Regions from separate parts of the Homo sapiens genome. Here region 1 is linked to region 2. Evidence: chromatin loops called from intact Hi-C (ENCODE). Cell type or tissue: heart right ventricle. All regions are shown on one strand. Links, peaks and the distances in the headings refer to the core of each region. The heading gives the core; the rest is flanking DNA.

Region 1 (2,818 bases), core at 208-2,707, 380 kb before region 2:
AAACCTCCCTATGTCAGGGCGTCAGGCGTTGGGCTGACCCTGACCCTTCTGCCATCTCCCTTAAGCTCTACCCTTGGTCTAGACCAAATGAACGTCATAGCATCTCCCCCACTTTCCTGGCCCTAAGTTGCAAATTTATCCTGTAGGAATGCATGTCCTCCTTCCTTAGGGAACACTCTTCCTTCAGAAATATTATTTCCAGTTTTAACTGGATCTTCAGGATGCGGCAGGTGTTAACTTTTGCAGAGGCAGAACCCGTGACCACATCTGGCTCAGGGATCTGGGGACCCAATGTGCCTGCAAGCAGAGACAACAGGCCAGCAGCCTGAGGAGAAACAGGCAACAGTGGCTCTTTATGGCTGCACCTTGTTTTAGGGGTCTTTTTCTATCATGGGTAAGTGCACAGGCCAGCGAGCAGTGGGCACGATCAACAAGATTTTCAAGATGCAAGTGTATGAGGCAATGGATGCCCCATTTACCCTGATGTGAATGTTCCACCTTGCATGCCTGTATCAAAACTCTGGTGTGGCTATTCTACATTGCATGCCTATATCAAAACACCTTGTTTATCCCATAAATGTATACACCTTCTATGTACCCACAAAAATTAAAAATTAAAAAAAATAAAAGATCCATCATCTCAAACAAACACACAACAACAAAAAAGGCAACTGCAGCTCCTTGAGGGCCAAAGGCGGGGCCCTTCTGCTCGAGGGACCCAATTTCCCTTGATAAAGCGCACACACTTTGTAATAATAGAAGACAGCATTCACCATGTATCACAATGATGCTGTCCAGTGGCTTTCAGTTTTCTATGGCAAATCTACAATTTTTTTTATTAGTGTCTAGAGAAGCAAGTAAATATTAACTACTATTTTAACATTATTGGATGCACTAGACCTCATGGAAGCACCAAAGATTTCACGTTAGATGTAGACTTTAGTATAAAGAATAAGACTTCTTTAAAGTACTATCCAAGGGAGTTTAATTACTAAACTCCCTTTTAATTACTAAACCCTTTGAAAAAGAAAAAGACCATCACCAGAGGTTCCAATGAGAGTCCAAGTGGTGTTAGAGTGCAGTTCCACTGGGACATTTCTGAGCAGTTTGAAGAGAAGATAAAACTTCAGTGCTACATTTTATGACCCTGTTGCCTTTCACTAAAATGAAGGCATTACTATATTACAGGTATACTTAGGCCTTGAACTACATACAAAGGATTTTTACTGTATTTTAATTTAAACATTGCTAAAACTACAAACAACATTATAAACAGAGAAGTCTATAAGGTTGTACAAAAACAGAATGCGGGTGTAAAATACCCTTTGTTTAAAACCTCAGATTGGTCAAAATCTCTTTTTGATGTTTTCATATTCTCAGATTTGGGGTATGGAAGACTCCATGTCCTACACTAGCTGTGTACAACTTGGAAATATTAATTACAGTTCAGACTTTTTTCTTTTACTTTAATGGAAGCCTTATGTATGTGAGATTTTCCAAAAATGTGAGACTCTCCCTGTCTTCCCTTCCCCTTCCTCTCATCCCTTTTGGAATCCATGCAAAAACACTTCTAAGTACAGAATGTCCTTTTCTTTAGCACAGTCAATTTTTCCTAATGACCATTTATATAAACCTTGGTAATGTTGAGAACAGAGAATTCCTGCAGTATTATAAATAGCTTGTGAGAACTCTGCCCTCGACCCGATTGCACCGAGGGAGTAAGTGTTTCTAATTACTGCATGCAGCTGGTGACCTACAACCAGCACACCCTAGCTTGGCCATTCAGGTTCCACGCAGCTGGTCAGCAGCCACAGCCTGTGTCACACACAGATCCTAGCCCCAGTGACACACCATTGATGGGGGAAGCCCAGATTTTCCAGTAGGAAAAGTGGTGTTCACCAAATAAATGAATTAACCAGGGTAAAAATGTCCACAAGAAAAGCCCCATTCATCACCACGTTAGGATACAGAAATGAGAAAGTATCCCTGTAAAGTTGTCTTTCTAAAACCACATTTGCACAAAGCACTAGTGTATTTTCATTGGGCTGTGAATTCCTTAATTCTTTAGTATTGGGCAACGATGCAGAAATGTCCCCCAGGGTAACAAAATATGTTACCAATTCTCAAATTACAAGCTCAAAATAAACGTACATTTTCTAAAAATCTTGATAGTTCTTTCTGTTTCACTGCTTTCTCTTTCTCATCAGAATTGAGTCCACCACAGATACAACACTGTCAGGCCTTAGCATTCCCATTCCATTCTCCACAGCATCTTATCACCACACCTACCAGTTAGTGATACGTATTCGCTTTGTAAGCAAACACGGGCATCTGAAAAACTCCTACTGCCTTGATGTGAGCGACTGAATATCAATGATCTTGCCACTAACATAATAACAAGCAGGTTATTCTAGGCCTAACGATTCTGCCAGTTAGTCCTTTGCCATGATGAACTGGTGGTGTAGTTCCATTGTACATAGTCAGGGAGCTATTCACATTTTCAGGTTTAAACATATATTAATATAAACTTAGTTCTAGGTTGAATCATTACCATTAACTTATTGTGACACATGTACTTTGCTTTTTTGTTGTTCTTGTTTGTTTGTTTTTGTTTTGTTTTGTTTTGAGACAGAGTTTCGCTCTGTCGCCCAGGCTGGAGCGCAGTGGTACAATCTTGGCTCACTGCAACCTCCGTCTCTCAGGTTCAAATGATTTTCCTGCCTCAGCCTCCCGAATAGGTGGGACTACAGGCACGCACCACCATGTCCAGCTAATGTTTGTACTTTTAGTAGAGGCGGGGATTCACCGTGTTGGTCAG
Region 2 (2,818 bases), core at 22-2,521:
TTGTAGATTTCTTGAAAGATTTCCTTTCTCTGCACATCTCTATCTCCCTCTCTCCCTCTCTCTGAGTCTCATCCTCCTCTTCATTCTTTTCTCTTCTGCCCCTTCCCTCTCCATGCTATCTCTTGCTCTTCTCCCTTCCTTACCCTCTCTGTCTCTCCCCATCTTTACTCATTATGGCTACTTTGCCTGACTACTCTTGAGTTATTTCGACTTGGACTAGAAAAGAAAAAATGAGAGCCAACAAAATGGAACAAAGAATTTGCCCTTTCTCCTGAACATTAGCATGTTTGGTGATTTATGTGTAGCTTTCCTAGGATAATATGAGACTCATGTTTACAGGGAACATGGAAATCTAGGAAACAGAGACAGAAGTCACCTTCCTTCCCCCCCACTCCCTCCAATTGCATCACTGTACTGGACCCATGAATAGACACCAAGGGGGCAGGCGCGGTGGCTTCCGCCAGTAACCTCAGCACTTTGGGAGACTGAGGCAGGCAGATCACCTGAGGTCAGGAGTTAGAGACCACCCTGGCCAACATGCAGAAACCTCTTCTCTACTAAAAATACAAAAATTAGCTGTATGTGGTGGGGCACACCTGTAATCCCAGCTACTTGGGAGGCTGAGGCAGGAGAATCACTTGAACCTGGAAGGCAGAGGTTACAGTGAGCAGAGATCACACCACTGCACTCCAGCCCAGGAGACAGAGTGAGACTCCGTCTCAAAAAAATATAGACAGCAAGAGCCCACTGTGGGTTAGGCTCTGTGCCTGCTGCCAGAGAGTCTCAGGGCCAAACGTTAGTATTCAGTGGCAGAGGTGAATAAGTGACTCGATGGACAAAAGTCATATTATAGCAACTAAACTACTTTACATGCTGGAAAACAACCAGATTTTGCTCATATTACCTTAAGAGATCCAAGTGTTTTTGTGAACAAAATAGCCAAGAACACAGTGCTGCAACATCTCCTTTTTAGCGAATTTACCAAAGGTGTATGCCAGATAAGAATATGTATATAAGGTCACTTTATATTTGGCAGTGGCTATGCAAATAATTGTAGTTTTGATATGAATTGATCACCGTAGCAGTGACCTCTCCTACTCTGTGGCCATGCGTGGATGTGAACTCTGTAAAGAGGGAGAGAACTAAAAGCATCAGGGCTGGCTGCTCGACAGGACTCCTCCACTCCGTTTGTGTTTCCTTTTCTTTCTTGCAGAAGAGCCGTCCTCTGGCAGATATGTGAAAGAACTGCCTATGAGGAGCGAGAGGCTACTTCGCACACCTCGCAGCTCAGGTCCCCGGAGACGGCTTTACAGGCACACAAGCCCCTCTCCCAAGCCATCTGCCAGGAGCCCCATGAGGAACACAGCACAGCGCCTGCATCAGAAGCCCATGGGTTTGCCTATCACATGTCTTGTTTTCTCCTGATCCGTGGCTCACAGGCTCAGTGTGACCCAACCTCCTAGATTTCCCCATCAGTGCTATTTGCAGTGCCCCCAAGCACTTTCCTCCACTCCAGTCCCTGAGCGCATGCCAACGGCCCTATTTTCAGCCACCCCTCTCCATGCCTCTTGTCTGTCTCTAGCTGACAAGCAGATTATCTCTTCTGTCCACTTTGTTTGCCAATGTACTTTGGCACCATTGAATTCCAACACATGAAGTAAACTGAACTGTGTACAACGCTGAGCACACACGTGGTTTGGAGAGCAGCCCCTTGTCAGGATCCAAAATGTTCCCAAGCCTTGTTGATATTTGGGTCACTGCAGATCTCTGAGTCCCCCTTCCTTTTTAATCTTCTTCCCCTCAACTCATTCTCAATTTCTCTCTCTGAAACCACCTGTGAACACACTTATGCATTCAAATAGATGCATACTGTTCATGCTTATATTTTTCTGTAACCGTCATATCTAATAAATACTTATCATCCAGGAAAAAAATGTTGTTGGGCAATAATAACATGCTAAATAATGGCAAGTCCATTATCATATTTTTGTAGCAGTATTTCCTTTACTTGTCACACACACTTGATGGAAAACTTCAAAAAGTTAATTTGAAGCAGTCTTTTCAGAAAACAAAACTGAGTAAAATCATTTACCATCGTTCAAAAGAGCAGTCCCCAATATTAACAGTAGCAGGGACCCATTTTGTCCACGGATGTGGTAGGTGGGGGATGGTTTGGGGATGAAACTGTTCTTCTCAGGCATTAGATCCTCATAAACAGCACCATCTAGATCCCTGGCATGCGCAGTTCACAGTAGGGTTTGCACTACTGTGGGACTCTAATGCCGCAGCTGATCTGACAGGAGGCAGAGCTCAGGCGGTTGTGCCCAATTGCCCACCACTCACCTCCTGCTGTGCATTCCTTACAGACCACGGACCAGTACTAGTCTGTAGCCTGGGGATTGGGGACCCCAGATTTAAAACGCTTTTTTAAAGATTGGCACAAGTATGCCTGTTTTTGCTGTAATTATATTAACTGCATATCTGTACACTATCCCGACTAGCCTGGCTTTTATTTCTGCTTCTTCACTTTGGTGACTTCTGTCTCTGTTTCCTGGATTTCCATGTTCCCTGTAAACATGAGTCTCATATTATCCTAGGGAAGCTACACATAAATCACCAAAGATCCTAATGTTCAGGAGAAAGGGCAAATTCTTTGTTCCATTTTGTTGGCTCTCGTTTTTTCCTTTCTAGTCCAAGTCAAAATAACTCAAGGGTAGTTGGGCAAAGTAGCCATAATGAGTAAACACTTAACAGGGCGTTTCACCCAGCAACTGTCTGCAGATAGCAGTTGCATGAATCATGCAGAACACGTGGATGT

What was found. Peaks named below come from ENCODE experiments on the same cell type or tissue, not always from the same donor. Only the 100,000 strongest peaks of a DNase experiment are listed, where the experiment ranks them.
Region 1: it touches region 2 in a loop (4-fold over the local background); 3 of 110 quality-filtered maps call a loop at or near these places.

Annotation. Positions count from the first base shown.
Region 1 is chr10:4,282,356-4,285,173 of GRCh38, forward strand. No RefSeq gene overlaps it. Among named protein-coding and RNA genes, the nearest start is that of LINC00702, 40 kb to the left of the region's middle. In heart right ventricle, for the core only: no CTCF peak of the experiment used is centred there; a DNase peak (open chromatin) is centred at 1,766; H3K27ac peaks cover 2,455 bases.
Region 2 is chr10:4,660,486-4,663,303 of GRCh38, forward strand. All of the region lies in intron 1 of MANCR (mitotically associated long non coding RNA), which reads right to left. LINC00705 (long intergenic non-protein coding RNA 705) reads left to right here. Exons shown (of 3, transcript NR_015425.1): 3 at 1,214-1,934. Among named protein-coding and RNA genes, the nearest start is that of LINC00705, 5.7 kb to the left of the region's middle. RefSeq lists enhancers at 852-1,835, 1,836-2,818, 2,202-2,818, 2,672-2,818, 2,692-2,818. In heart right ventricle, for the core only: no CTCF peak of the experiment used is centred there; DNase peaks (open chromatin) are centred at 1,496 and 2,285; H3K4me3 peaks cover 1,366 bases; H3K27ac peaks cover 2,500 bases.